3 separate regions of the Mus musculus genome follow, and all the other regions are linked to region 1. The links are chromatin loops, found by intact Hi-C in ENCODE. Cell type or tissue: heart. All regions are shown on one strand. Each heading gives the region's core, and the rest is flanking DNA. Links, peaks and the distances in the headings are about the cores only. Region 1 overlaps Fhad1 (forkhead-associated (FHA) phosphopeptide binding domain 1). Region 2 overlaps Efhd2 (EF hand domain containing 2). Region 3 holds the start of Efhd2 (EF hand domain containing 2).

The links. A loop is a pair of places that touch in the nucleus more often than their neighbours do. Peaks named below come from ENCODE experiments on the same cell type or tissue, not always from the same donor. Only the 100,000 strongest peaks of a DNase experiment are listed, where the experiment ranks them.
Region 2: it touches region 1 in a loop (11-fold over the local background); 27 of 42 quality-filtered maps call a loop at or near these places.
Region 3: a loop joins it to region 1, with 4 times the contacts of the local background. A loop is called at or near these places in 14 of 42 quality-filtered maps.

Annotation. Positions count from the first base shown.
Region 1 is chr4:141,953,307-141,963,869 of GRCm38, reverse strand. Fhad1 (forkhead-associated (FHA) phosphopeptide binding domain 1) reads left to right here. Exons shown (of 32, transcript NM_177868.4): 9 at 353-457; 10 at 6,188-6,295; 11 at 8,494-8,577; 12 at 9,679-9,828. Among named protein-coding and RNA genes, the nearest start is that of Fhad1os1, 24 kb to the left of the region's middle. In heart, for the core only: a CTCF peak has its summit at 5,486 (motif pointing right); DNase peaks (open chromatin) are centred at 5,019, 5,489 and 6,049; H3K27ac peaks cover 2,412 bases.
Region 2 is chr4:141,850,765-141,861,198 of GRCm38, reverse strand. Efhd2 (EF hand domain containing 2) reads left to right here. Exons shown (of 4, transcript NM_025994.3): 3 at 517-651; 4 at 1,321-3,057. The coding sequence ends at 1,452. It overlaps Gm35034 (a long non-coding RNA gene), which reads right to left. Exons shown (of 3, transcript XR_003955163.1): 2 at 3,420-3,558; 3 at 3,083-3,268. Among named protein-coding and RNA genes, the nearest start is that of Gm35034, 7.6 kb to the right of the region's middle. In heart, for the core only: CTCF peaks have their summits at 3,610 (motif pointing left) and 7,491 (motif pointing right); DNase peaks (open chromatin) are centred at 528, 2,448 and 3,668; H3K27ac peaks cover 512 bases.
Region 3 is chr4:141,870,779-141,881,098 of GRCm38, reverse strand. Efhd2 (EF hand domain containing 2) reads left to right here and starts at 6,179. Exons shown (of 4, transcript NM_025994.3): 1 at 6,179-6,539. The coding sequence starts at 6,232. Gm46874 (a long non-coding RNA gene) reads left to right here. Exons shown (of 3, transcript XR_001784482.1): 3 at 753-1,415. In heart, for the core only: a CTCF peak has its summit at 6,094; DNase peaks (open chromatin) are centred at 6,128, 7,938, 8,858, 9,948 and 2 weaker places; H3K4me3 peaks cover 4,294 bases; H3K27ac peaks cover 5,621 bases.

The DNA of each region.
Region 1 (10,563 bases), core at 1,440-9,439:
GGGATCCGAACTCCAGTCCTTGTGTTTGCACAGCAAGCACTCAGCCACTGAGCCATTCTCCCAAGCCCTTCAAACCCCTTCTACTGATTGTTTTTTTCAAAGAAATTAATTCTTTTCCTTTATCAAGCACATTGAATATATTAATCAGGGGGTTGGGTGAAGAGAAATCTACTTTGCCTGCAAATGTAGAGCAAAGAAGGCGCTTAGCTGGCTGGTGTGGATCCTACCTGTATGAGTCCCAGGAACACGGGAGACCTGGGGGGGGGGGGGCTTCCATTTAGGAGGCGACTTGCCATGCCTAGTGAACTTGAATTCTCTGTGGTTGCTTTTTTTTTTTTTTTTTTTTTTTAAGCAAATGCAAGACATGGAGAAAGAAGTGAGGAAGCTCAGAGAGGAACTAAAGAAGAACTATATGGGTCAGAACATCATCTCCAAGACGCTACGAGAAAAGAACAAGGTGCGTGCTTCAAGGAAGCTTGATTGTGTCCATGACCACGGGAGATAAACTCCCCCAGCCCCTGTGCAGCGTCCCGCTCCACCCACAAAGCGCCCCCGTGTGGCCGATGCCGGCATCTGCCGCTCCTCTCGGACGGGAGAAGGTAACCCCCGCCCCCCACGCCCCAGCAAGATGCTCAGACTAAAACGGTTCCCGCTTTATCTAAGAGAGACTCGCCCCTACCTGCAGATCCTAGTGGGTCTTGTGTTGCTTTCCTTTCCTGGAAAATGTGGCATCCATTTCAGAGGGTGGCAGCCACACAGGGCTAATCTAAAAGCTAATATAAAACAGAGTTCAGGGCTGGGAAGATGGCTCCATGGGTGAAGTGCCCTGCTGCACTAGCACGGGAATCTGAGTTTAGAGCCCCAGAACCTATGTGAGCTCCGTCAGTGGTGGCACATAGCTGTAATTCCAGCACTGGGGTGGATGGAGATACAGGGGCCCTCTAATCAGCCAAGCTGGAAGAATGGATGGGCTCTAGGTTCAGTGAGAGTCTGTGTCAAAAAAAAAAAAAAAAAAAAAAAAAAAAAAAAAAGTGGAGAACAATAAAAACTCAAAATCCCACTATGAGCTGTGGGAGGGACACATGAAGTCCCACACTTAGCCATGGAGCTAGTGAGGGCTAGTGAGCTAGCCCTCAGCAGTTGAGGGCTACTGGGGAAAGAGTCAGTTTTCTTCAAGGATACAGTCCCTAAGAGGCTGTCCGTGCCCACTGACGACGGGCCCACAGCCAGGCACATATAGACAGCATTGAATGGACACACACATACACACACACACACACACACACACACACACACATTAAAAATAAAATTAACGGGGCTGGAGAGATGGCTAAGCAGTTAAGAGCACTGACTGCTCTTCCAGAGGTCATGAGTTCAAATCCCAACAACCACATGGTGGCTCACAACCATCTGTAATGGAGTTTGATTCCCTCTTCTGGTACAGCTACAGTGTACTCATATATTAAATAAATAAATAAATAAATAAATAAATCTTTAAAAAGTAAATAGAATTAATGTTTTAAAATGACAGCGGCCAGAAAAATTTAGAGATAAGTTAAATCCTATTTGTAAAATTTGCCCAGGAAAGAATGCATCTAGATAAAAACTATCCCAAGACAATGAAAATGGAAACATCTGGGAATGTGCTGAGCCACTGGCTCAATGTATTTCATTCTGGAGAATATCTCTCAGTAGAAATAAATTGACTTTGATTTATCTCTTCATTAAAAATCACCACAGTCATGGCAATAGAACCAAGTGGCCTCTGGGCTATGCATTTTCCTCTAAATGAGGCTTTAGCTGCACCCCACGAGTTCTAGAATGTTTTTCTTTATTACTCGGAACCAAGTCTTTCCCAGTGTCCATTATTAGTTCTTCTCTGACATGTGGCATTTTTGGAGTTATTTTCTAATATCTAAATATATGAGAATTTCTTGGCTGCCTTTTGGGTATTGGTTTTAGCTTGATTACATTGTGTACAGAGATCTTACTCTGGGTGTTTTAGGTCCCTGGCATCAACTGAGATTTTCTTGGTGGTCTGCTTGGTGGCCCACATGGTACATGCTTGTTTCATATGTGCCTACAAGAAGAACATACATTCTGTAGAGGACACAGCGTTCTACATGTGTCTTCTAGGTCAAGTTTGACCATTGGATGGTTAGTTTTAAGTGTCACTTGCCAGCTCCTAGGGTAGCCAGAGATGAGAGCTTAGTTAGGAATTATCTAGGTCTAATTGGTCTGTGGGGTTATCTTGATCATTAATTAGTATGAGAAGAACCAGCCCACTGTGGGTAGAACCATTCCCTAGGTTAGTCCCCAAACTGTATAAAAAGGGAGAAAGCTGAGGCTAGAGAGATGGCTCAGAGATAAAGAGTGCTAGTTTCTCTTTCAGAGGACCCGAGTTCAATTCCTAGCAACCCTATCAGGTAGCTCACAATCACCTGTGATTCTAACCCCTGGAATACCCAACACCTCTGTCCCCCAAGGAACCTGCATTCATGTGTACACATCCCCTAACACACAACACACACATGCACACACACACGTACGTTTTTTTTAAAACTTTCTAGGGTAGAGAAATCTTAATACCAAGCCTCAGTGTGCAGCGTGCATGCATTTCTCTCTGTTCTGACTGGGATGTGATATGGATAGATGCTCCAGTGCTTGCCTTGGCCTCCCCTCCGTAATCGACTATAACTTGGAAATATAAGGCAGATAAACCCTCCTTACCCCGTGTTGTTGTCAGGGTATGATGTTAATTTTAAAATTATTTTTAGTGTTTATGTGTTTAGCCTACGTGTGTATCTGGGCACCGTGTGTGTACAGTACCCAGGGAGTCCAGAAGAAGGAGTTGGATCCCCTAGAACTGGAGTTAGAGATGATTACAAGCCTTCATGTGGGTTCTGGGAATTGAACCCCAGTCCTCTGCAAGAGCAGCCAGTGCTTTCCAAAGTGCTGGGATTAAAGGCCTGCCACGCCAGGCCCACCTCATTGATAGTTTTCATTAGATATTTCCCCCTGTATCCTTTTGGAATTTTTTTCCCCTCGGTTCCTCATCTGGTAAGAATGGCATAAAAGCTATATTATGTCTTCCCAAAATCTGATGTCAATTTTTTACTCTTTTTCTGTTTGTTTTGGTTTTTTCTTTTTTTTTAAAAAAAGATTTTATTATTTTATGTAAATACACTGTAGCTGTCTTCACACACTCCAGAAGAGGGAGTCAGATCTCATTACGGATGGTTGTGAGCCACCATGTGGTTGCTGGGATTTGAACTCTGGACCTTCGGAAGAGCAGTCAGGTGCTCTTACCCACTGAGCCATCTCACCAGTCCCTTGTTTTTTTTTTCGAGACAGTGTTTCTCTATGTAGTCCTGGCTGTCCTGGAATTCACAGAGTGCTGCTTCTGCCTCCTAAGTGCTGGAATTAACTTGCCACTACTGCCTAGCAAGTGTTTTCTCTTTTGATATTCTTTTCACAGTTACTCTAAACATGCACTTTCATCTTATCAAAACGCGGTGTCCATGGGTGATTTCACCCCACTCCCAGATGACACAGTGGTCACCAACGTCAACCCTTTAGCATCGCTGGCACCACAGAGACTTATGTAATGTAAGCACCAGGACCTACACCTCCCTCCACACTGACGCCCCAGAGGCACCCGCAATGCTGTCATACATTCAGTGTTCACACCCATGGGAGCTGCCTTCCCTACGTCCCTGGGTATCCATCCAGGATCCTTCTTCCTCTGCCTAAAATATATCCCTAAGGATTAAGTGTCTACTGATGGTAAAGTCTCTCGGGGGTACATGTGTGCATGCATGCATCTGTGTGTGTGTGTGTGTGTGTGTGTGTGTGTGTGTGTGTGTGTGTGTGTGAGAGAGAGAGAGAGAGAGAGAGAGAGAGAGAGAGAGAGAGAGACCCTCCTTTCTGCAACATACTTTAACGTGCATGGATTTCTCCATTGACTGATTTCCTTTAGCACTCTGTAGACCTATTGTTTTCCCAACTGTAAGTCTGTTACATAATTACTCTTACTACACAGTGGTTATTATGTAACCAATCTCCCTTGCCATTTGTTGAGATTTCCTTTCCCTTTGACTCGCAGCAACCGTGTAGCAACCTTGCCTGAGGTGGGCTCATTTTTCCTTACTTCCTTTGCATTCCTATGTGCTGCTTGCATCTTCCCCTTTATTTATTTTGTTTCATTTCATTTTTTTCCCATTAAGACTGGAGCCTGGGCTATGTACCGAACACAGAGAGAGGCTACTGCAGGCCTGTGACCACACTAGGTTTGTGGCCAGTTCTGCCTGTGACGGTCAGGGCTGTTTCTGGCATTGTGACAATCATTTCTGTCTGTTTTCTTAGCCCGCTCTATGATCTGAAAGCTGTTATGTCCATTTGACAGATGAAGACATGAGGTTTGAGGGAGCAACTCAGAGCAGAAACCATACACTCACTGAGGGGTAAAAACCAAGCTAGAAGCCTCATTTATGGGGCTCATCATTACGGCACTACCACTAGCCACATGTGACTATTGAAACTGAAATTAAATTCATTTCCAAATTCTCAATCCTCCATATTCATATTTAAAAATAAAATGGTATTTTTAAATTCAACTGAAAATCCACCTCCTCCACTGAGCCAGGATGTAAATTTAAAACCCAGTGTCCCTAAGCACTTGTCACATACATCCACACAGGGCCAGTCAGCAGGCAGCCCAGACTTTGGCCATCTAGGCCTTATGAGAGGAAGCTGATTCAGACCCTGTTGCTCATGTCTGAGTGGGTCTCAGCGGTACCATCAAGAATGTTCTAGAAGGAAATAGATCTGAGGCAAGGAGACCCAAGGTTACCAGTGCCCAGTCTGAGGTCTAATCCAGGGTAGGGACCTCTGAGGGCTGAATCCACTCCTAAGCATCTCTTCTCTGTGGCAATGACAGAAGGACAGGGCAGGCAGGACACTTGAGGGCCAGGGTGGAGCTGTGGCTGTGGCTGTGGCTGAGGCTGACTCTGAGGCTTTGGGCTGGGAACCAGGGCGGAGCAGGCCCAAGGCCAGACATTGAAGTCCCTCCCTCCTTAGAGCTGGGAGGACCTTCAGGGCGAGCAATAAAAACCAAAGCGGACTTCTCAGGCAGCCTGAGTGTGAGGGGCTCTTCGCTGCCCCACAGGGCTCTGGACAAAGTGCTGAAGGGTTTGGGGTGTGTATTTGTGGCACACTCCTCTCCAGACCCCAATAAGAGGCTCGTGAGTCTGCTTCAGCATGAAACACCTTCCTTTAAAGGTGTACCCCAACCTCTAATACAGGTTAGAGCCATGGTCCCCAGGGAAGTGGGACAGGAAGAGAAAGGGACCGATGTGGGAGAGAGAAGGAGGGGTAGCGAGGAGTGGGCGTGTTCTGAATACATTATAAACGTGTATGAACATGCCCATCCTGTCTAACATCTAATTTGGAAAAACTAGTTATGAACGGAGATGCAGTGCATCCAATGGCCAGCAGAGGGTAGAATTGAGCACTTTCCCCGCTTACAGGGAGGGAATGAGTAGCCACGCCCCAGACCCCCCATCCCTTTTGAATGCCTTCTGCAAGTTCCATCTCTTTGAAAGTCTTGCTTGGCTGACCTCCCTGAGTGGTCCCCACTAATGACGTATTCTGGACAGTATTCCTAATAACAATATTTACGAAGCCCCCCGTGGACTTAGGGTATGAGAATAATGGAGAAAGGTTTATCTTGCAGTTTTACTTGTGACAGCTAACACTAACACACACGTAGACGTTATAAAAATCTCACCACTTCTCCAAACACTCTTAACCCCATGGTAACTCGAGGCGGTCCTAGAAACATTGCCCTCCCCCACCCCCCAAAGACCGAGTCACAGACCAACAAAACAAGCCTCTGAAGTCACATGACCTATTAGGGACTGCCCTCGGATTCAGGCCTGGGGTAGGACTAACTCAGCCGGGCCCAGGGAGTAAAGCCTGGTGCTTGGCCCCAGGGGACGAAGCCTCATAAGCCAGCTTCCTCACCAGACTCACTTTTGCCCCCTGCCACGTGGGCTGCTGCTCCTGCACGTCCCTCTGGGACACCCCCGCCCCCAGGCCATTAAACCTCATGGAGGGCTCCCCCACAGACCGCCCGCCTCACGGCCGCATTAACAGCAGCCAGCACATGCTTTGGTCATCCTTTCAGGTCGAAGAGAAGCTTCAGGAAGATTCCAGAAGGAAATTGCTTCAGCTGCAAGAAATGGGGAACAGAGAGAACCTCATTAAAATCAATTTGGAAAGGGCAGTAGGCCAGGTAGGAGCGTTCCATGGCCCTCCTTGCTGGGTCTCCTACACCAGGCAGCCAAGTCTGGTGTCAGGATGGGGCGAGGTGGAGTGGGGCGTGATGCCTGGGTGTTCCACCCATCAACAGCTGGGATGTCCTCACTCCAATAGTGTGCTGTGACTGTGACCCAAGACCCTGGCCAGGCAGCCAACCCTGCCCCGGGGCTGCCTGTTCCCCCCTTCTTCCCCCTGGAGAGTTTCTCCTATTGCTTTCAGTGTAGGCATTTTCCCTGGTCTTTCCTCCCCCAAGAGCCCCCCGCAGAGTCTCAGTGGCCATAAGGAAATGCCTCTTTTTTTTAAGTAAGTGAGCTCTGAGTGTCCAAAGTCCATGCTAGACAGAGATGATCCTGGGAAGGGTAGTGAGAGTCCTCGCCTGGCTGGGCAGGAGGGCGCTTTTTCCATCGCTCTGGCCCAAGATGGCCAATGGGCCTTCCACTGTGCAGGATATAAAATGATGTAAGACTTTACCAAGGGCTTGGGGAGAGCCAATGAAAAGCCAAGCACAGAGGCCTTAAAAGCTCTCCAGGACAGCTACTCTGGATTCTCCCTGGGCATCTCTGCTGACACCCCACCTGATGGTGTTCAAGACACACTCTGTGTTCCGAGATGTTTGGCTTCTGTGTCTGGGGGTGGGGTGGGGAACGTCTACTATAACCACTTAGCAGGGTCTCAGAAGGGCTGTGAGTCACCTCAAAAATGCTAAGGACCATAATTCCATATTATCCCGCACCAAGTTCACACAATTTCTATTTCTTTTCTGATCTGAGCTGTAACCAGGTTGTATAAGCAGGCTTGGTCCCCGCACTCGGGACATGGAGAGGTATACTCACTCCATCAAGTGGTGCTGATCACTGGACAGCTGTTCAACTTATCATCAAATAGCACATTACAGCTGTGATTTCTCTAGTAGATCCTCAGTCCCTTGTCCCCTCACACAGTCCCTAGACTGCTCCTTCATCTCCATTGCTCTCTTATAGTCCCCCCTCCCCAAATATACCTGAACTGAGAGCATGGTCTGTGCTCCTTGTCCAAAGGCCTTCATGTCAGCTCCAAGCTGGGTCACCTAAAGGATCATGGGACAGCTCCGTGCATAGATTCCAGGGGGAGGGAGTCAGCCTTCCTCCTGCCTCCTGGCCTTCTCTTTACCTCAAGGCCAGGCCCAGCTGACGTTCTCAGCCCAGCCCATTGTCCCCAGCTCCCAGCACAGCATCTGAGAACCTGTCACCCTATCCCTCTCACTACAAGCAGTCACCTTGCATATAGGGCTTTCCCACCTAACCAACTTCTTGGCTAGTTTGACCCCTCCTTTGGCCATGAAACCGGGAGACAGTTTGGAGCTCCTGGCTTGAAAGTCTCCTGTACTGTCATCATCTCTGTTTTCCCAGGGTTCTGAGTCCTATGGACCGTTCTGTGATTTTGAATATCATCTGGTGGGTCCCCCGGATCCCCTTGAGGATATATGTTAGTCTTCAATGCCCACCCTGTCCAGTGGATCACAGGCATGCACCTTGGGGTACCGTGGGAGTAAATTTCCAACCAGGCTTCTTAGCCTCTGCTTCCTGAGGGAGTCTAGTGTGCCTTAGACTTGGGATTCTCTAAGCTTTACACACAGGGCCATCCCCTCCACCAAACACTAAAAATTCCAACCCATGGGAGGTACCTGACTGATAGGTTTCCATATCCCAGTACCCAGCAAACCCCGCCGGAATGCCCATTCCATGCCTGCACCATGCTGGCTCCAGAGACATAAAAATGACTCACAATGAACAGAAGCTTTTGGACAGCTGATGCCCAAGGCACCTGGGAACACACGTGCGCTTTCTCCTCTCCCTATCACCAATGCTGATCACGTTTATTGGAGCTGAAAGCCTAGCAATTATGAAAAGGCACTTCTGGACCTAGCGTTCCCATTGGCTGACTGCAATAGCCTCTTTGGAGGGCCTTCGACAGGTGTGCAGGGACTGTGTGCCTGGATCGGGTTGGGCATTGAATACTTGAAGCCTGCTGCTCTATTCTGTCTATGGCTCTTCACCCCAGTACGTCATAACCATGAATGACCATTCAGGCATGTGGCCTGAACTCTGAGGTGAAGATAACATTTCACCTTGCCTCTGTCTTGGCAACCCCCACTGACCAGTCACCTCCCCCCTTCCCCTCTTTGTGCCATAGCTAGAGAACTTCAGAAACCAGGTCATCAAAGCCACTTTCGGAAAAACAAAGCCATTCCGCGACAAGCCCATCACGGACCAGCAGGTTAGTGTGGCTGGCTCTCTGGCCACGTGACTCCTTCGCTTCTGTCTCCGGGGATCTGGATGCCAGACCCTGAGAGCATATGCTTGTTTTTGTTAGTGGCACATATTTCTCACACTGTTGCTACACCATAAAGATTTGTTTTGATTTTAGGGGATTTCCTGGCTTTTGAAGTGAAAGCTGGTTTAAAAATCCCTTGCAGTGTTCCTTGTAGAAATCCAGTCCGGCCAGGCAGGCTCGTGGCTGGGCACCAGACACACACTGGTGCTCTGGGAGCAGAGGGGTGACCTGGCTTCGATCCACATACCTTGATTGATCCCTTCCAAAGGAGAAGCTAACCCACAGCAGTGTAGATAGGCTTCGTGGTGTTTGCCTTGTTATCTTTCCAGCCCTTTGTGGCCAAGAACAGGTAAAAAGTTTACAAGTGGGTGGGGGAATTGGAGAAATAGCTCAGTCAGTGAAGTGTTTGCCTTGCAGGCATGAGGACCTGAGTTCAATCCCCAGAACACAAAACACAAAGGTCTATGTGCCATTACATGCTTGTAACCCCAGTGCTAGGGAGAGGCAGGCAAGCAGAGACCCCTGGGACTCAGGGTTCTCCAACCAGGCAGCCTTAGCCTACTTGGCAAGTTCTAGGCCAGTGAGATGCCTTGTTACAGTAAAACCAGGTGGATGGCACATGAGGAATGGTAGCCACAGTGTCCCTCTGGCTTGCACACACACACACAGATATACACATGCATACTTCCACACATGTGCACCATGCCCAGACACAGTACATACACACACACACATACACACGCAGTATTCACACACAGAAAAAAAACACAGGCAGGCAGGTACAGGAAACCATGGCCCGTGAGCGCACACTTAGAGTCAAGTCATTGCTATAAGCATGGAAGGATCTGGAACAAATTCAGAGTGACAGTATAGACCCCAGCTCCCGAGCGATGCGTCCTGGTGACAGAGCACATGTTCCCTCAGAGGCAGCACCTCAGGGCCTGCATCCCTCCCCACCGAGCCAGGACCTGTGCTCCCACTTTGCAGTCCCTGCCTCGCAGAGCAGGCTGCCTTGAGACATCTTACTGTCTGTCCTCTGGCCAGCTGATAGAGAAGATCATCCAGGTCACCGAGGACAACCTCAGCTTCCAGCAGAGGAAGTGGACCCTGCAAAGGGAGACCCATCTGCACCCCAAGCAAGAGGAGACCATGCACAGCGTGGAGAAGCTGAGGGTGCTGCTGGACAAGTGCCAGGTAGCCTCTGGGAGAGATTTCCAGGCCGCTGGCTTGCCGCTGACCCCCCCTCCCCCCCCAGTCTGTGCAACCGGGCAAGAAATTTCCCTCTCCCTGGGATAGGTTGAGGAGAAAGATTCTCCTTTTTAAGACCCCACCTTTGACTCAAAATTGCCTCTGGGGAAAGAACTCATACAGACTTATTTTCTCTCTTAAACTCAAGATATAGCTCGGACAGTAACGTGCTTCCTACACAAGCAGGAGGTCCTGAGTTTGAATCCTTAGCACCCACATAAAAAGATGGGTCCAGCACACACCTGTTGCCCTAGTGTTTGGGAAAGCAGATGCAGAAAGATCCCAGGGAGGGGTGGGGGCGGGTGGTGGTGGTGGGGACTTGTGAGGCACTCAATCTAGCCAAATAAGCTAGCTCTGGCATCGGTGAGAGACACTGTCAAAAAATAAGCAAGGGCAAGGGAGGGGGTAGCTCAGGCGCATGCATGAAGTCCTGGGTTTGATCCACGTGGCCACATAGAGCTGGACGTTCCCCTGCAAGCCAGTCCGTGGGAGGTGGAGGCTCTGGGATCAGGGTCATGCTTAGCTAGGTTGAAGCCAGCCTGGGTTTCCTGAGACCTTATCTCAAACATGCCAAAAAGTTTCTCAAAGTAAATCGGAGAGTGATTGGGGAGGACCCCACATTGACCTCTGACCTGCATGCGCCCCTCCCCGCAAAGTCAGTCACATACCAGATAAGGTTGG
Region 2 (10,434 bases), core at 1-8,000, 100 kb after region 1:
AGTTGCGGATATGGAGTTGCAGATATGGACTTGTGGATATGGGAAGGGAGTTGCTCTGGCATGAGTCAGAGAGGTGGTGTCCAGGGCTTCTTGGGTTGTATGTTTGGGGGTGACAAGAGGCCAGGGGGAAAAGTCAAGTGGTCCCCGAGAATGGCTTGGGCTCAGAGAGCATCCAACCGAATCCTTCCAATGCTGAAGCCGTTTGCCATCTCCGAACCATCATCCGTACTGCAGAATGGGAGTGTGGGCCCTCTAAGGCTTTGTGAATGCAGGGCAGCTTTGTGTTGAGGAACAGTGGGTGGCAAGTAGAGACAGGCTGACGGTGGGAATTCTGCCACCCAGGGTCCTGGCAGGACAGACCAGGAAGGTAGGGGCCAGAGCCCAGCCTATCTTGACTTCCGGTCCTGCAGGTGAGCACTCGGCCTTTCTGCGGAGGGATCTGAGCTGAGGCTTGGGTGTGGCCTTGGACTTTGTTCCCTTTTCTCCCTTGCTGACCCCTGTGCCCTCCCTCCGCAGTTCCTTCTGATCTTCCGCAAGGCAGCAGCAGGGGAGTTGCAGGAAGACAGCGGCTTGCACGTCCTGGCCCGCCTGTCCGAGATCGATGTCTCCACAGAGGGCGTTAAGGGTGCCAAGAACTTCTTCGAGGCCAAGGTGAGAAGCCAGGGACTGCGAGGTCCAACTGTGCGACGACACAGCTAAGACAGGACTGTGCCAGTCCCTCCCCGTCCCTCTCAGGGCTGCAGGGGAAAGGTGGAGCTGACTTTTCCTGAGGTGTGCAGGGCCATCAGGCTCTCTGGAGGCCCCACCCTTGCCAGCCCCAGCCGGGACGAAGCTGTGGGCCTTCAGACCATCTGCATACACAGCCTCTCCCTCTCCCTCTCCCTCTCCTCTTCTTTCTGTGAGTGTGCGTGTATTCTCTCCATCTCTCTCTCTCTCTCCTCTCTCTTACTCTCTCAGAGAAAAATGGTCTCGAATACCCCAGGCTAGCCTTGAACTTCATATCCTTCCGTCTCTCTTTTCCCCAGAGCTAGGATCACAAGTGTTCAGCACCATACCTGGTTTTCTGAAGTATAGCTCAAAACCAGGATGTCACCCATGCCAGGCAAGCACTTTACCAGCTGGCTCTATCTCCCCTCCCCCGCCCCCCAGAAAGCCCCGTGGTCAATTTCTAAGTGTGTGCCAGGTTCTATATGGAGAAACTGAGGCAGAGAGGTGACTATGGCTCACCAGGGCCGGGGTCAGAAAGGATCCCTGGGAGAGCAGCTCCTCAGGCTGATGTGGAGACCACGCCCCTGACCTGTCTGTCACCCTCGCCCCCAGGTACAGGCCATCAACGTGTCCAGCCGCTTTGAGGAAGAGATCAAAGCTGAGCAAGAGGAAAGGAAGAAGCAGGCTGAGGAGGTGAAGCAGCGGAAAGCGGCCTTTAAGGAGCTGCAGTCCACGTTCAAGTAGCCAGAGCCAAGGCCGAGACCTGGCCCTGCCCCGTGTGCGGTCTGGGGGCACGGGTGGGTACAGGGGATCTGTGGGAGACTAGCTCCCAGGTCCTGCTCTCTGTGCCCGGACCACTACTAAAAACCGCAAACGATATGTGACCCGATCTCATTCAGGAGTCTCCTCGGTGGTTGGTCCCTGCCCTGCCCTCTCCTGCGGTTCATGCGGCTGTGATGCCAGCCAGCAGCATCCTCTCTGGCCATCCCTACGTGTCTTGTTCTCTGGCCACCTTGCTGCCTGCTCTAGCCCAACTTCAGCCCATTCACGCCCCTGCCTTTGGTACCAGCTACTTTCTCCACCCACCCAACTCCCCTTAACTATAGGCCGCCCTGCCATGGTCCAGCAGAGAGTGAGACCCTCCCCAGGACGCTTCCTTTCAGATCAGGCCCCATCTCTGATGGAAGTGGAGAGACTCTTCTATTAGTGAGGAGATCCGGGGACTCCTACATTAGTGAGGAGATCCAGGCCCTAGCACTCTAAGCTGATTTCAATGGGGCCCAGCCAGGCAGGGTGAAGGCCACTGTGCGAATCTACCTCACAGGCTACACTCTGCCAGGCATGCCTTGGGGATGTGAGTGATAGGGTTCCGAGGGGAGGGGCAGAAATGTCACCCTCTGACAGCCTACCCCCGCAGCAAGCTGAGGGTCCCAAGGGGCTGTGGAGAGAGGGGTGGGGTCCCTAAGGGATTGGCCTTTTCAGGGTGGACCTCAGCACTCTGCCTTGACTCCCCAAGGAGTGCCTGACGTGTTTATGTTCACTGGCAGTAGGACTCGGGGCCGGCACCCCTTTCACACTCTCCTTCCTTGGGTTTGTCACCCGTGATGGCACCAGCCTGTCGTGCCCACCCGTAGACTCGCATGGGGACTCCCCAGGCCACAGTGAAACCCGTGCCGTTCCTCTATAGCTCCATGTGCTTGCTCACGTGTGTGTATGTGCGTGTCCGTTGCTGTGTTGTGAAACTGTGACGTCACCCAGTCTAAGTGAATGGCCACCGGGGCCACCGTTATGCAATGTTCAGCGTGTCACTGCTTGTGAAGCTCGATAACTCTTTATTTTACTACAATGTCCCCAGAGTCCCTGGGACCCCTGTGGGACTTGCAAAGGTTTTATTTTTTCGGTCTTAGAACCTATGAGAATCGGAGGGGCCGAGCCAAGCCCAGCCCAGCCCAGCTGCCGTGGCCTTGGCTTGCGTTTGCCTCAGCGGATATGTTTATACAGATGAATATAAATTCTCTTTACTTTTGGCTGTTTGCATTTTATTTTTGGTTCCCCCTCTCAGTACCTCCCAAAAAAAGAAAAAAAGAAAAAAACTACTTCTTCATTCGGTGGTACGATTATTTTTTTTAACTAAAATGAGATAAAATTCTATATTCTTATGTGTGTGTGGTTTTTGATGACTAACTAGAAACAAAGGTGGACAGGATCAGGATGAGGTCGCTGGATCTGGGCCGTCACATCAGGAGCCTGGGGAGGAAGGCACTCCTGCTGGAGAGCTCTGTCCCTTAGCATCTACAAACACTCCTGATCTAAGCACTACCTGTATTAAACTCATTTCATCCTTAAAGGAGCTTGCCGAAGGAGCACTGTTTTTGAATTCCTTTTAATGATAAGAACAGGGAGGCCTGAAGGTCTTCGGGTACACAGACCGATTGGGGCAGCAGGATTCGGCTCGAGCCTTCTTCATAAGGCCACCTGCCTTGAGATTTCACAGAGACTGTCGGAATGATGGTCAGAACAGATGTGGTACACACCTGCTGTCATCCTGGCCTTCCAGGGGCTGAGGTGAGAGGAAGGAGAGTTCAAACCTCGTTGGCCTGGACTATGCCACAAGCCCCAGTCTAATAGAAACTATAGCAAAGTATTATGGGTACAGAGGTTCAGGATCAGTGAGCCCCGCCCCCAACCCTGGCACGCACACAGATACCCACCATCCTCAATGCCCTTGGAGTGCTGGAGCAGCTGCAGTGGTGAGATCAGCCGCTGCCTGTGTGGGGCCCATGGCATCCCAGTCTTCATTTGCTGGACTGAACTGGGATCTCCAGGTCTTTCTAGACTTGTGGTTACAGCCTAAACCAAGTGGGGGAAGTTTCTGATTTGTCTGGATGCTGCTGCCCCCGTGCGGCCAGGAGTGGAACTGCAGCTTCCGATGGCGCTTTGCACCTTGAGCTTTGTCAGTTCAGCCCTGCCTGGGAAGGGCAATGTTCTGGGGGGAGGCATATATCCTGGGGTACACCATTCCTCACGTGCTACCCAATACCTGACGTACTACCACCCACCACTAACATTTTAAGCCAGGCATCTCCCGTCAGTATCTTTTTGCGGGGGGGTCACTGCACACAGTGGCGAAGCGATGCAAGTGAGTTTAGCAATGAAACTCCGATCAGCACAACTTCACCAGTTCTGGGCCAAAACCTCTGGAGTCTGATGCCATGGGATTTGCTTTTTGTATATTTTTAACACAGTAAAACTTCGGCGGGGGGAGGAGTTCCCACATGGCAACTGCCCCAACAAAGCTTTAGGCAGGGCTACATCGAAATTCCTTTGCTAATAAGTACATCTCTAGAAAGATCACCTTGTGGCCCTTCCACAAGAATGAGTTCGACTGACTGAGAAACAGTGTTCAGGAGTCAGTCTAGGGGATTCGATTTTGAAAACCTGCAGGTTTAGCAACTGTGTTTTTTCTAGTGCTTTTCTGTGACCGAGTACCCTCCACACTCATCCACTAGGGATTCTCAAACTGGCTCGTCCAGGAGTTCTCAACCATCTTAATGCTGTGACTCTTTAATGCAGTTCCTCATTGGGGGTCAATGTGGTGACCCCCCCTCCCCAACCAGAAAATTATTTCGTCGCTACTCCATAACTAATTCTCCTCCTGTTAGAAATCCTAATGTAACTATCTGCTATGGAGGATATCTGATATGCAACCCTTGTAAAAGGGTCGTTTGACCCCCGTGGAAGGGCCGGGAGAACCACCGTGCTAGTCAGGCAGATTGCAGAAGGGGAACAAGATGAAAAGGACCCCCGCTTCCATTCACGCCACAGCTGGCCTGGCGCTGAGCGTGGGCGGAGAGCCCTCAGACTCCTAGGCCAGCAGGCTGACTTTCTGGTGCCAGAGCCTCAGCTATTGGGGACCTCAACCTTAGTCTGCCAACACCCCACCCACTCAGAGGCCGGCAGAGAAAGCCAGCGGAGAAATGAGGTGGTTTCAAGTGACCCAGTTCCCAAGAGAAACCGCTCCAGAAACCATCCGACGAGCATGGTCTGGTGGCACGTGTCTGTAAGGCCGACGCTGAGGAGTCAGAGATGGGAAAATCGGGAGTGTTGAGACCAGCCAGGGCGCCATGGACCCATACTGGAAATAGGAGCCAACTCCACCAAGTTGTCCTTTGTCCTCTATATGTAGGCCGTGGCACACGCGTGTAGCACACACAAACATACATATAACTACATGTAATTGTAAAGTTTTTTTTGTTTGTTTGGTTTGGTTTGGGTTTTTTTGTTTTTTTTTTTTTTTTTGTTTTTTTGGGTTTTTTTGAGACAGGGTTTCTCTGTGTAGCCCTGGCTGTCCTGGAACTCAGTAGACCAGGCTGGCCTCGAACTCAGAAATCCACCTGCCTCTGCCTCCAGAGTGCTGGGATTAAAGGCCCGAGCCACCAAGCCCAGCTGTAAGGTTTTGGTTTTGTTGTTGTTGTTGTTTTGTTTTGTTGTTTTTTTTAACCCAAACAAAAGCCTCCCCTGGATCCCCATCTTTTCACTAATCCTCTTTACTATATTCAAGCCACTCAAATCTCCATTGCTTTCCCAGCTCCCTCATGGGACTCTTTAAAAGGGGCGGGGGGGGGCGGGGGAGGGGAGAGAAGGGCTGGAGAAATGGCTCAGCAGTTAAGAGCGCTGGCTAGTCTTCCAGAGGTCCTGGGTTCAATTCCCAGCAACCACATGGTGGCTCACAACCATCTGTAATGAGATCTGATGCCCTCTTCTGGTGTGTCTGAAGACAGCGGCAGTATACTCATATATACATAAAATAAATAAATCTTAAAAAAAAAAAAAAAAGGACGAAGTGGCTCACCTTGTAGCCCTGGTTGGCCTGGAAATCTCTGTGTAGACCAGACTAGCCTCGAAATCTACCTCAGTCTCCCGAGTGCTGGTGTTAAAGTTGTGCACCACCACAGTCAACCCCCCGTTGAACTAACCACTCTACCTCACTGATCTGAAGCTCGACAGTGAACCCCCAAAACTCTGAGGCCACCATTCTTCCCTGTGGTATTTGAGGAGTTAAAACCTTGCCAGCTTTAGGGAACAGAGGCAACGGCTGCCACCTCATCTTGTCAAAGCAGCCAGAGCCCAGAGTCCCCATCGCTGACACCTGTTCCTTTCTCAGGCCCTTGCTCCACTTCCTCCCCCAAAACCTTAGCATTGCTTCTCTGGAGGCCAAGGACATCACCTGGTCACACCCCACCATCCCCACACATCTTTTGTGGTTACTTTTCCATCACAGCTGCTGGAAGTCTGTGAGTCTTGCAGCGCGGCAAGACTTGCCATGAGATCTCAGATCCCGAGAGTCACACTGTGGGCCCTGGAAATGAGGGCTACGGTGGCACAGAATGGAGCACTGTGACATTCTCAGTGCCTCCAGTTTATTTGAACGTGGGATCAGCAAAGGAGGAGAAACCTTATTTCCTGAGTCCTATCCGGCTTCCACCTAGAATAGATCTCATGTCCTGCAGAGCTCCAGCCAGGCATCAATCACCCTTGTTGGTATCAGGACCTCCAAAAACAGTGACACCACATAGGCAGGACCCGAACACGTGTTGCCAAGACAACACTATATTCCCAGAATCCACTTGGCTCAACCACCCACCTTTAACTGTCACTATATCATCACCCATATATAAAGAAAGGCCCCCCTGATATCTCTCTCTCCCCCCTCCCCTTTTCTTTCCCCTGCCACCTTGCCCCTCTCTCTCCCAATAAACCTCAAATGCAACTCTTTGGCCTGGTGTAGTCCCTCTGAAGCCGCGCAACGTTCCAGATCATAACCCAGGAATCTTTATGCAGGGGAGCTGCGGAGTCCAGGCAGCCATCACACCCAGTGCAATGGTAAAGCCGCCACTGCCACCAGAGAACCAACTCCATGTGGATGGCTGCCACAGCCATCACTGCCTGAAGCCACTGCTACACCACATGGATTTCCACTACTGCCGCGCTGCAAGACTCACAGACTTCTACCACATGAGCTGTGCTGCCCTGGTCCACCCTGTGGGGCTAGCTTCTGCTGGGCCCGTACCAACCACTCAGTTCCACGTTTCCATTTACCAGTTTGCTAGAATTCTTGCACAGATAACGCAATATTGATTGTTAAGGTCAGTCAGCAGGAGGGCCCCTAATTTCCCAGATAGAGCCTGGCTAGCTTTTTCTGGGGGCTAAAGGGTTAGCATTTTACAGCCTCGCTTCCCAGCTGACATACCAGTTAGGACATAGACCCCTTGGGGGACCATTTCCCTTGAAAGTGGCTCTCATCCCCCCCACCCCCCACCCCCCGTGAGCTCTTGCAGCCATTTAAGGAACCCCTGGGCCCAGAGTAGAGCCCTTTCTGGAAAGTCCTGGACTTACTGTGTAGCCTCTAGCGGGGCCCTAGTGACGACTTGGGCCTCTAGCCTGGCTTACTTCTTTTTGGTTATTGAATTCTTTTAAGGACACCAGTACAATTAATCCAATAACACACACACACACACACCATAGGTGCTGCGATGTCTTTGAATGTACCTCCAGGCATCCCACTAGGATGTCTCCTAGAAAATCTCAAACCTTTGAAGCTAACACCTGACTTGAAGGCACCAAGATTAATATACCTCTGCAATAAGGTCTGGATTCAGTACCAATTAGATAATAGTTCCAAATGCCACTTAATGCGACCCTAGATCCAACTTCTCTCCAATCCCTCCATTGCTCCTCTTGTTCCCCAACCCAACTTCTCTTAGCCATGAAACCTACACAACGTCCACCAGATGGCGCTACAACGCTAGATCCAGCTAATGAACTACCTCCTTTCCATCAGAGACCTGTTTCCACGCCGCTGAAATCCCAAACTGCTTGCTGCCTCAGTTTCTCCTTCCCACCAGGATACCCCAGAGCCTACTAGCTCGACCTCTCCAGATGCCCCCTCCTGTGCCAGCCGCAGGTCACTCCAATCAACCTGAATTGGCACCTACCTTCACCCCTCCTATCATGCGCTCTAAGACCACAGCCAAACCCCCAAGTCCTTCTCCCCAGGGGACACCTGACCCAGCATCGCTCCTTCCTCTAAGAGATGTTGCTGGGGTAGATGGTTTTGTCAGAGTACATGTTCCTTTCTCGTTGAGTGAACTTTCTCAAATAGAGAGCAGACTGGGTTCCTCTAACTCCTCCACCTTTATTAAAGAGTTTCAATACATTACTCAATCTTATAGCTTGACCTTTCCACGATGTATGTTGGGAGCCGCCCCCACATTCGCCGTCACAAGATGGCGCTGACAGCTGTGTTCTAAGTGGTAAACAAATAATCTGCGCATGTACCAAAGGTATTTCTCCACCCCATGTACTCTGCTTTCCGACAACTCGGCCATGGGCTGCAGCCAATCAGGGAGTGATACGTCCTAGGCGAAGGATAACTCTCCTAAATAGGGACGGGGTTTCGCTTTCGTTTTTGGGGCTTGGGGCTTGCACTCTTGCTCCTGAAGATGTAAGCAATAAAGTTTTGCCGCAGAAGATTCTGGTTTGTTGTGTTCTTCCTGGCCGGTCGTGAGAAAGCATGCAAGAGTTGGTGCCGAAATCCGGGACGAGAAAATCCGGGAAGAAAAAACCCGGGACAAGAAAACTCGGGACGGGAGTTAACCATCACCGGCGCAAGGAAGATTCCTCATTCCGGAACCAGAACTGCGGGTCACGGTCATAAAGGTTCCCGTAAAACAGACTGTTGAGAAGGATTCAACTGCGTGAATTCAGAACTCTTCAGCTGGGGAACAGGGTACCCGTAAGTATAGCTTTACAAGGTAAGTCTGGCCTTGAACTTTCTAACGAAATTCAAGACAGTCTATCAGAAGTAAAGTGGGAAATAGCTTTACAAGGTACGCCTGGCCTTGAACTTTCTAACGAAATTCAAGACAGTCTATCAGAAGTAAAGTGGGAAATAGCTTTACAAGGTATGTTTGGCCTTGAACTTTTTCTAGTGTTAGGAGCCCTTTTGTTCCTTTTCACATGTTATCAAGCGGTTAAGGCAGGGCTAAAAATTCTGGACGGAGTTCAAGGCAATCTATCAGAAGTAAAGTGGGGAGAGAGAATAGGAGCAAAGAGAAAATATGGTACACAAACTAAGTATACAGGCCTTTCCAAGGGTCTTAAACCCAAGGAAAAGTTAAGGTCAGGTAAGAATACCTGGGGAGAGATTGGAAGGAAGGAGAAGAAAAAAGAAAAGAAAAAAGATCAATCAGCGGAGGTTTCTAGGAGAAGGAGCCTATACTCATCACTAGGTGAGTTCAAGGAGCCAGTTCTTAGTAGTTCTGAATCAGATGAAAAGGCTATTAGGGCCTGGAAGGCGCTCTCCCGAGCAGGTGAAGCCACTGGACAACTAACAAAGATCGTCCAGGGACCTCAGGAGTCCTTCTCAGATTTTGTGGCCAGAGAGACAGAGGCAGGCTCTTGCAGCCTACAAGGTCTTATTGTCCACCCTGGAGTTGTAGATCAGGATTATAAAGGGGAACTTCAGGTCCTCTGTTCTTGTCCTCAAGTTGTCTTTTCTATATCACAAGGGGACAGAATAGCTCAACTAATAATTTTGCCAAGCCTACATGGCTGTTTTTTCTTCCTCTGGTATTCCTAGAGCTGCCAGAGGGATTGGTTCTACTGAAAGTGATTCTGATTACTTAATAATGCCTTTAGATTGTTGTCAAATTTTATCTACTCATGTAGGGGTAAACCCTCGTGGCGTCAGGCCATTACAGGTCTGGCAAATGGATGTCACGCATATTTCCTCCTTTGGGAGAAATCAATATTTACATGTTTCTATTGACACCTGCTCTGGTGTAATGTTTGCCACACCTTTAACAGGTGAAAAAGCCTCACATGTGATTCAACATTGTCTTGAGGCATGGAGTGCTTGGGGGAAACCCAAACTCCTTAAGACTGATAATGGACCAGCTTATACATCTCAAAAATTCCAGCAGTTCTGCCGTCAGATGGACGTGACCCACCTGACTGGACTTCCATACAACCCTCAAGGACAGGGTATTGTTGAGCGTGCGCATCGCACCCTCAAAGCCTATCTTATAAAACAGAAGAGGGGAATTGAGGAGACTCTACCCCGAGTACCAAGAGTGTCTGTGTCTATGGCACTCTTTACACTCAATTTTTAAAATATTGATGCTCATGGCCATACTGCGGCTGAACGTCATTGTTCAGAGCCAGATAGGCCCAATGAGATGGTTAAATGGAAAAATGTCCTTGATAATAAATGGTATGGCCCGGATCCTATTTTGATAAGATCCAGGGGAGCTATTTGTGTTTTCCCACAGAATGAAGACAACCCATTTTGGATACCAGAAAGACTCACCTGAAAAATCCAGACTGACCAAGGGAATACTGATGTCCCTCGTCTTGGTGATGTCCAGGGCGTCAATAACAAAGAGAGAGCAGCGTTGGGGGATAATGTCGACATTTCCACTCCCAATGACGGTGATGTATAAGGCTCAAGTATTCCCCTGCTTTTTTACCACTAACTAGGAACTGGGTTTGGCCTTGATTCAGACAGCTTTGGCTCTGTCTGGACAGGTCCAGACGACTGACACCATTAACACTTTGTCAGCCTCAGTGACTACAGTCATAGATAAACAGGCCTCAGCTAATGTCATGATACAGGGTGGTCTCATGCTGGTTAATCAACTCATAGATCTTGTCCAGGTACAACTA
Region 3 (10,320 bases), core at 2,321-10,320, 84 kb after region 1:
GTATCATGAAGTTTTTACAGCTAGTTCAAAATACATCGGTGGGTATACCAGAGAGGCGGGTACCGTGAGATTGGCGTTTGCCATAGGCTCCAGGTGCTGTCTGATGGCATTCTTAGCTCTTGGATTGGTGGAAGCTGGTAGTCTGTTAAGTTACTAGATTCCCAAAGATTTTCATGTATCAGTCACAGGACGTTAGTGGGGCAGGGTGGGGGTGGGAGTGGGCATATGGTCTGGCTGTTCCTGAGAGCTAGAACTAGCCCAAGGTGAAGTAACTAAGTAGCCTTTGGAACTGCGACATTCCAGTCTCCTCAGAGAACTGTAACACTAACCAACCAATCAGGCTCTGCGGGGCACAGCTTCTTTCCAGGAATTTGGTTCACAGAGGCAATTCCTCAGTTGAGGTCACTTCCTTCCAGATAGGTTTACGCCAAGTTGACAAAAAAAAAAACCAACCCAGCACAACCACCAACACACACACATACATACACACACACATATACACATATACGCACATATACATACATACACACATACACATATATGCATGCACATGCACACAGATATATGCAATTAAAAACAACCACAACTAAATCTTAGAATATTGAGGATCAAACACAGGGACCCACAAATGCTAGGCAAGCATTCTATCACTGAGCTACACCCCCAACCCATATGCAAATAATATGAAATCTTACCTCAGGTCAACTCATAATCTCCCTTTGCATATTTACCTCCCTTTCTTCCTGCTCCAGGCAGCGGGGCCTCAGGAGCCACTACCTACCTTCACTGCCCCCACTGAATGGCCTCCAGATGCTGTAAGAGATTGAAGAGAAAGATTAAGATTCCCTTCCCCTGCCATCACCCCGTCGCCTCAAGTGAGTGTTTATGGTATCCCTGGACATTGACGGCTAAGCATCATCTCGGTCCATCTGGGGCTTCCTGATGACTGAGGTCTTTATGAGGCTTTCCTGATGACTGATGATTAATTAGTATCCTGGCATTCCTGAGTGCTAGGCGCATGCTCTAGGCTGCATGCTCTGACCCAGGGTTATCTCGGAAGGCCTCACTAATCCCTTTCTTGATTCCCCCAGAAGCTCAGGGCTTGATGAGACCACCCAGTTCTGTCAGACTCTGGAATGTGCCCCCAGTGGTCACGCCCTATTTCTTCCTTCTGTCTTTTCCGTGTACGCAGGCACAAGTGTGCATGTGTATATGTGTGTGCATGTGTGTAAGGGGTGTACCCATATACTCACGAGGAAGACATTAATTGACTCACTCTATCATGCTATCATGCCCTATTTCCATGAGAAATGATCCTCACTGATCTTTGAGATAGGCTGGAAGCAACCCCCAGTAATTCTCCTGCCTCTACCAACCACAGTGCTAGGGACTATTTTTGACACAGGGTTTCTGTATGTAGCCCTGGCTGTCCTAGAACTCACTATGTAGATCAGGCTGGCCTTGAACTCAGAAATTCGCCTACCTCTGCCCCTCAAGTGCTGAGATTAAAAGCGTGTGCTGCCACATCTTCCTATAAATATATATATAAAGTTTGGATGCTTGTGATTCGAACTCAGGACCTCATGCTTGCATAGAAACTGTTCTTACCCACTGAGCCATCTCCCAGCACATCCCTTCTCTTTTTCAAAGTGCTGTTGTTTTCTTAATAAGACTTCATCCCTCCCTAGGAGACAGTTATACAAGTAAATGTGGGAGTCAGAAAAGAGCCCTATCAGTGATGACTAAGTCTGCTTAGCTCCCTCCCCACTTGCAAGAGCGTCAGAGTTGGCTCTCACTCGCTCAGCCTCCATAGAAATCCTTTGCTGAGGGGGTGATTTTTTTTTTCCTGAAGATCATTCTTCCCTCATGACCAAATGCTAGAATGTGCCACCAGAATAGATCTTCCCTGCTGCCAGACTCCGTGCTCACTACACAGAACTCATGGTCATTATAAAGCGACTCTCCTAATGAAGAGCCAACTGGTGTTTCCTGGAAGTTCTATCTCCAGTCTGTCTCCAGTCAGAGCCTATCAATCGCCTTTGCTTTTCGTACCCTCGCCATTGCTTTAGTGTCTAAAAGAGAAACAACGTTTCCCTGAAATCCAAGGACTCCCAAGAAGGAAGGGAAAAAAATCGAATGAAACATAGTCTCCAACTTGCAGCTCCGGTGCTGGTTTTAGCAACCAGCCCTCCAGCAGGACCACAGCCCACTGCCTCTGAGATGGGTGGGGCAGTAAGGACCTGCCGCACCTGTCACAGAGCCTCTGAAATATGAGGAAGTTCACCTAGGGCCGGGAGATAGGTCAGCCGGTAATGTGTTTGCCATGCAAGTGTAAGGACCTGAGTCCAACCCCTATCACATTTATAAAGAGTCTACTCCACAACTTCCAGGCTAGTGAGAAATTCTATCTCAAAACACAAGGTGAACAGTGACTGAGAAATGACAGCCAACGACCTCTGGCATTCATATGTATGTGCATACATACCACACACACACACACACACACACACACAGAGAGAGAGAGAGAGAGAGAGAGAGAGAGAGAGAGAGAGAGAACCCAAGAGTTGTTTACAGAGCTTTCCAACCTGAATATAATGCTCCATGCATTAATCTCAATACTCAGTGGGCTGAAACTGGAGGATTACTAACAGTTACAGGCTAGCCTGAGCTATCTAGTGAGATCTTGATCAACCTGGGTTACAGAGTGAGACTTCTGTCTCAAAACAAAACAAAAGAAAACAAACAAAACAAAACAAAAACAAAAACCCCCAAAACCTGTTGAGAGAGTTTAGCAGGTAAAAGTGCTTAGCTAAGTGCCGTCCCTAGGTACCACGAAAGGAAAGAACCAACCGTTAACAATTGTCCTCTGACCATCACTAACACATGCCCCAAAATAATAATAATAATAATAATAATAATAATAAATAATAAATAATAAAATTAATAAATGATTTTTAATGAATTAGGGAGTTGCTCACCCAGAAGTGTGTCCTGAGCTGAAGCAGCAAGGCTCCTGTGATGATCGCTTTCCCATGATGTCACAGATACGGGAGAAATGGGAGAAATCCCGTTACCTTGTATAAGGTGTCCAGCCCCAAGATTTTACCCATGCAAGCTAAGTAGGATGTTAACTAGAGCTTAACACACAAACTCTCTTTAAAGAATTCAAACTTGAACCCCAGATTCATCTCATATGGATTACTTCTCAAGACAGCAGACCCATCAGTTGCTCTCATCACAGAGAAGTCAAAAAATAGATGCAAAACTGCTCATAGTGAAGGCACTTTGAGTCCCGCAGCACTATTAGATGCCATAACTTAATGCCCAGAGTGCAGCAGATACCTGTGATCACAGCCCCGGAGAAGCTGAAGCAGGAGAATCTCCAGTTTGAGGTCTACCTGGACCACATGGCAAGTTCAAATCCTTGGACTGAAAAGGGAGACTATCTCAAAAACAAACCAAGAAATGAGTCTGGTGATATGGATCAGACAGTAAAGCATTGGGCTAGCAGGCGCAAAGCCCTGAGCTCAATCTCTAGCATCATATAAACAGCATCTAAGGGTGCAGATCTTGTTCTCCCAGCATTTAGAAAGCTAAAATATCAGAAATAGGTCATCTTCAGCTACACAGGGAAGGGGAGGCTAGCCTGAGCTACTGACATCTGTCTAAAATAAATACATCACCCTCACCTACACAAGGAGGATGAGGCTAGCCTGGGCTACCGACATCTATCTAAAATAAAGTCATATGTTTATGACTCCAAGGCTCACCAGAGTTTTGAAAGTCACCTATGCACTTTATGAAGACAGTCTAGACAAACCTAGGCAAGTGCAGATGTAATTTAAATGTTGAAATCTCTGTGTGCCCCTCCCCTATCCTTGGTCTCTATTAAATATGTAAACTGTGTTTCTTTTAAAGCAGCTAGACTGAACTACCCAACACCAACTACTTGTAACTCCCTTGGTCTTTAAGAAATCAAAACTCTCTAAACTTAGTTAGCATCTTTATCAGACTTAGCAACCTTACAAAAAGTTACATTTTTCTTTTTCTTTTTCTTTTTTTGTTTACTCTGGTAATCTTTATTAAAAGTTTAATTTAGAACATTAAAGCAACACAATATGGTTTGTTTGTCCAAATATTACAGATTTTTTCAAAAACTTCCTTTAGTGTGTATAAGTTAAGAAAGCGTATTATACCCAACATGATTTTCTACGGGGACATTTTATAGCAGGGTTTGATGCTAACACCAGCTCTACACATGCAATGACAACTGGCTGAGGCAGCTGATAAATGCTTCTGAAACACACAGGAGTCATTGTCTTACTCAGGGGACCTGGGGTCTTCTGTGAAACCATGCTTCTGAAAGGCTGAGCAAGGTATAACTACAGATTTCTTCTGCATCCATTATACTCTTTCAAATACCTTTTCCTTCAACAATGTTTGTGAACACATCAACAGTTACTGATCAGGTGTCTTCCTCTAAGCATCATCCTGTGGCAGCCAGCAGCTTCTCTGGTCCCCTCTGTTTTCACAGTGTCACTTTTTAGCTTGTGCTTTCCAGGTCTTCTGTACCCTGCCTCTGGGAGTGGGCAGTATCTGGGTACCCAGCATTGCCCTGTTATCTTAGTGATGCATCTGTGTCGGAGACTCTTGACTCCAAAGAGCAAGGCTTCCCCCAGGTGCTTGTGAAAAGCAGCTTTTTGGATCCCAGTGACAAAGGACAGGTCTGTCAGTCTAGGTAGAGCCTGGAAATCAGCATTATGGCTAGTGACCTTGCAGTTGATGCCAGAACACCATAGCTTTGAAGGTTTAAGAGTTTGTTACCGCCGGACAGTGCACGCCTTTAATCCCAGCACTTGGGAGGCAGAAGCTGGCGGATTTCTTGAGTTCGAGGTCAGCCTGGTCTACAGAGTGAGTTCCAGGACAGCCAGGGCTACACAGAGAAACCCTGTCTCAAAAAACAAAACCCCCAAAAGAAAAACAAACAAACAAACAGAGTTTGTTATCTGTCTATCTATTATCTATCATCTATCAAGGAGGGAGTCTTACTATAGAGCCCTGGCTATCCTGGATGTAGACCAGGCTGACTGAACTCAGAGACTGGCCAGAGATTTACTTTAGTTTTAAGTCTGTGTGTGTGGGGGAGGGGTATATATGCTCATGAGTGCAGATGCATAAGCAGGCCAGAAGAGGGTCTAGGATCCCTGGTGCTGGAGTTACAGGCCTTTCGTGACTTGCCCCTCTCTACCCGGACCCTACACGGATGCTAGGATGTCAGTCCTCCACAAGAGCAATAACCACTCTTAATAACTGAGCCTTCTCTTCAGACCAGCTTTGCTGTTCTTGAAGTGACAGACTAGATGACAGAGACAAATTCTCTCTGAGCTCCTCCTTTCCAGCTCCCCCCATTCCTGACGCTTTGGGGAGGAGGTCACCCCTCTGGGATCCCCATCAAAGAGGCAACATGGAGATCTCTCTGAAATCCCTCTGAGGTGGAGAGTCCCAGGCATCCGCCGGATCAGGCAGCTATTGTGCTGAATCATCGTGTAACAGGACGACCCCCTTCCCCTTTCCCAGTTCTTTGGGGACCTTGAGAACTGGTAGGGTGCCATCTCCCTCATAGCAGCTACCCCACTTTTGAATGACGCCAGTCATGATAGCCCTGGAGACAGTCTCAACTGGGCTCCAGTGCTAGGGTCCACCTTCTTCAGATTCCTGCCACCTTATCAAGAACGCCCAGCGGTTCACTACCAGTGGTCTCCATGGCAACCGACAGGGTGTCAGAGACACAAACCCCTTTCAGAGAACGGGTTGAGAGCCGCGCCCCTCTCCAGTCCCTGAACACACAGCCACCTCCTGCGAGCGGACCCTCTTCCCTCCCGAAGGGTTGGGACACCCCCTTCCCAGGTTCCTTCCAGAGGGCTCCTGGGACTCAGCGTCACCCAGAGGTCATCAGAGAGAAGTTGATGGTTTTTCACTGTGGGGGAGGGAGGGGAACGATGATGAGGAGCTGGGGAGCGGAATGCACTTGACCCCCCTACCCCCCTCCGGGGATAGAGAAGGACCCGGCACGCGGCAAAGGCGGCGGGAGCCAGCCCGGGGGCGGGCGGTCCCCTAAGTCCCACCTTCAGGGCGGCGCCTGGCGGCGGGGAGTGTCAGGAAGAGGAAGAGCGCGGCCGGGAGCGCGGCGCAGAGCAGGGGCCCGGCCGAGGCAGCGCTGCGCGGGCCACCATGGCCACGGACGAGTTGGCCAGCAAGCTGAGCCGGAGGCTGCAGATGGAGGGCGAAGGCGGCGAGGCGACGGAGCAGCCGGGGCTCAACGGGGCGGCGGCGGCGGCGGCGGCCGAGGCTCCCGACGAGACTGCCCAGGCGTTGGGCAGCGCGGACGACGAGCTGAGCGCCAAGCTGCTGCGGCGCGCGGACCTCAACCAGGGCATCGGCGAGCCACAGTCGCCCAGCCGCCGCGTCTTCAACCCCTACACCGAGTTCAAGGAGTTCTCCAGGAAGCAGATCAAAGACATGGAGAAGATGTTCAAGCAGTAAGTGCCCCTGCACCCGGTTCCCCACCACCCTAGACCCGGCCTCGGGCCCTAACCTCCCGTATCCCCAATTAGATTCCCCCAGAACCCCGTCTCACCAGGGTGGGGAACTCTGCTGCTTTTCTAAAGAGCCACGAGGCTTCCAGACCCACCACCCCAGCACGCAAGTGGATCTGGGGAGCTCCCGTTCCTGACATGTGACCCCTCCTCCTGGTGATACTGCCCTCGGAATAGCCCACGCGGATTGGGGGCTCCCTGAGGTTCCTTCCAGATAATCGCAGGTCCCCAGCGAGTCACTACCACCACACAGGGTACCGACCTCCTTCCCACTGTTAATGTTACTGCACCCACCACCCTACACCCAAACATATCGAGAAAGGGAGAAAGGGCCGGTGGCTTCCCTTCCGCTCCGTCCTAACTACTGGACTCCCTACCCCCACCGCAATAAGGCAACCCTACTGCCTCTTAAGGGGACATTCCCCCCGGCACCCATGCCAGACTTGTGCCTTTTACTGGGTCCTTTAATTTCTTCTGCTTAGTTATGGACTCTCTCCTACTAGGTTGGGTCCACAACCCCCTCCCCCCAACACACACACACACACACACACACACACACACACACCCTCAGCTATACTATGTTTACTTACTGTGGGTGAAAACTCTTCAGGCCTTTCCATTCCCGCCCACCCTGTTGACCAGGTTCCATTTCCTTAACACTGTGCGGTCTTGCTAGGGAAGGGCTCCTCTGTCCCTGTCCCCCAGTCTACAAACATGTAACTCCCCTATCATCAGGACAGAGTCCCCTGGGACTTAGCCCCTCTTCATACACTGTGAGTCCACCTTCCTCCCCTCCCTCCCTTCTCCCCCATTACCCCGCCCCCCCACCTCGAACCCCTTCACTCCGTGGTTGTGCAGTGGTGACTCCCCTGCCCTTTATCAGAAGGCAGCCCTCTTCCCCAGTGACAGTTCCTCCCTTCCCAGACAATCCCTGGAGCCCATTCTCTCTCTATGTGCCCTGCCTAGGGTCTCCAACCCCTGCCTTCTACTTTCTATGATTCTAAGCTGTACCCTTACCAGATTAGGATGTCCCCAAGACCTGTGGGCTCAGCCATTCCACACCCCCACAAAATCCAGCAATATGGAGATGGGGGAAGAGTACCCATAGGGGTAGAGAAGATGCAAGTGCCCCTCCAAAGGACCGGCCTCCCGTCTTCCTAGTAAGCCACCTATGTTCCTGGAAAGGAAATGGTCCTCCAGGCACCAGGCTGGAGCGGATCCCAGAGGGGACCAAACCACAGAAGCTGAGCTTGGGGTGGGGTACGCAGGGAATCCCAAAGCAGAAGACAGCCAGCAGATTGAGAGCCCCAGCCACACCCCACGGACAGTGCCCAGACACCCATCAGGAAGCCCGGAAAGGGGGCGTTCCCTCCAACCAGGGTCCAGAGAGGATTTTCCCATGTCCCACTTCCTTCCACACCCACAGCCAGTCCTCATAGGGAAAGAGGACGTTAGGTCCCAGCTATGGGTGACTAGAAGCTTCCTGATGCCGCTATAATGCACCCCCCAAACTTCTACATGGAGGTTCCAGGGCAAGAGGATACCCTCTGACTTCAGTCTCCACTGACTGACCAGGCTAGAACGGCAGGAATCCACACTCCTTGCTTTTGAACCTTAGGGCAACGGTGACTTCCAGGTTGATCCACCCTGTGGATTCCAGAGAGTTACTTAGGTGTCATAGATCTCTGCAGAGATAGGGCTGGGGCCTCCCAACAGTCCCGTGACTCAGGACTTTACAGCTACCAAATGATAGGATCAGGATTCGAACTCGGACCGGTAGCTTCAAAAGCCATGGCCTTCCCTTCTGAACTGTCTCTCACAGATACCTGTGTCAGTGTCTCGAAACACATCCCAACACCTCTTTGTGTGTGTGTTCTGTGTGTGTGTATGTGAGACTGACCTCCCCCCTCCACCATCCACCACCAGCCCATTTTACATTTCCTCCTTCTCTTATCTTTCGGCAGTATTCTTATCCCCCATACCATGGCGCTGTTTTAGGGAACCCAGATACCCCCAAAGAGCAAGCTCGGGAGAGACCACTTTGATTTGCGGGGAACCCGTGGGGAGAATGGTCTGGAAGCTGTGCTGTACTGTTTTACCCAGGCTGTTTTGGGGGGAAGCAGTTTAGTTGAGAGGTGCTTAGAGGGTGCTGGCCTCCTCAGAGCTACCTCTTGGCACTAGTGCTGCACGCTGGGGTGCTGGGAGGGGTGACAGGGTAGGAAGGGGCCAGAAAGCTGGACCTCAAGAGAAGGAAGTGCCACTCGCCAGGGTCCCTGGCTGGGGCGCAAAGCTGCTGATGTTGTATTCAGGGAAACAAGGCCTCACTGTGCCCCATGAGCCCAGCCCAGCCGAGTCCGGCTGGACACAGCCCCAGAAGGCTTCTCAGAGCACAGAATACACAATCTGCTTCCACTGTGCAAGTGGCTGCTGCCTCCTGGGGCCCAGCAGGTCCCAGGATCTCAGCCAGGGCTCTGTTGAGAGCGAGTGCAGGGAGGAAGTGGAGCCGGTGGCCCTGGAAAGCGGAGCTGGCTCTTCCTTGGCAGCCCAGAGCTAGGAGGCCGGGCTTCCCACCTCATCGGGAATCCCACCTCAGGTCCTTGTCGGCCCTGGACCTCAGTCTGCCCCAGTGCAAGAGGAACAGGCTGTGTGTGATGATCCTCAAAGACACGCCTGTTCTAGCCTCGTTTCTAAGGGGTCTTGAGCACTGATGCTCTCTAGAACTGCTTCGAAGTCTTCTGGTCCATCCATTCAGTGTGGATGAGGACAGTGATCGAGGGAGAACCCGAGGAAACAGCAGGCTCTGCCACCTACTGCTGCCTGCTGCCTCCAGCCCCATTTTACAGACAGGAAAACTGAGATCCAGAAGGGAGAAGTGACCTGCTTGGGATCATGGGTTTTCCTCCAAGTGGGGCCTAGGGATGACACATACTGAGTTCTGCCTGCTGTCAGGCATAGAGGCACTGCATCTTAGAGCCTGTACCCCACCCTCTCACACCACACCCCCGCCCCTGTGGCCTCAGACTTTATCCCTCCTCTCTCACACACAGCCTCCTCCCCTCTCTTTGCCCACTCATCCAGAGTTGTTTTCTAGAAGTTTCCAAGACAAAAAGGCATTGGACAGATCCACAAAATTTCAGGGATGGCTACCGCTGCTGAGCTGTTAACAGCCCGGGGAGAACTCTGGAAGGTTCTGTAAGCTGACATCTGCCTGGAAGGTGTAATTGTGGATGAACTGTGGAATCCGAGGAAGGTGCCCTAGTTCCTTGTTCTGTCTGGCCCGGCACTGGCCCTACCCCTCTGCCCAGCCTCCTCCCCACCCACTTCATCTCATGACCCCTTACGTCAGACGGCCAAGGTTCCCTTTCCTTTTGGCTTTTCCTCCTGGGGCCACCCGGCCTCCTCTCTCTTCCCTTCCTGGTTGAGTCTGCAGCCCTACAGGGCTGTACACCTAGCTGCATGGGGACTCAGAGCACATTCCTTAACCCTTTCTGGGGCTCTTTCCCCACCTGATGTGCTGTCAAGTGCGTAACCTAGTACTTGGCCCAGAATCAGTACTTACTAAGTTGCTGTCATCATTGTCCCAAGCTCAGCATATGCCCTGGCCCTGGTGGCAGCCGTCAGCGCTGGTCCTGAGGTTGCTCAGAACGAGCCTCTGGCTGCCTCCACTTCCCCCCAACAGAGCTGCCAGCCTGTTAGGCTGGCACTGGCTCTTTGCTTTGGGCCA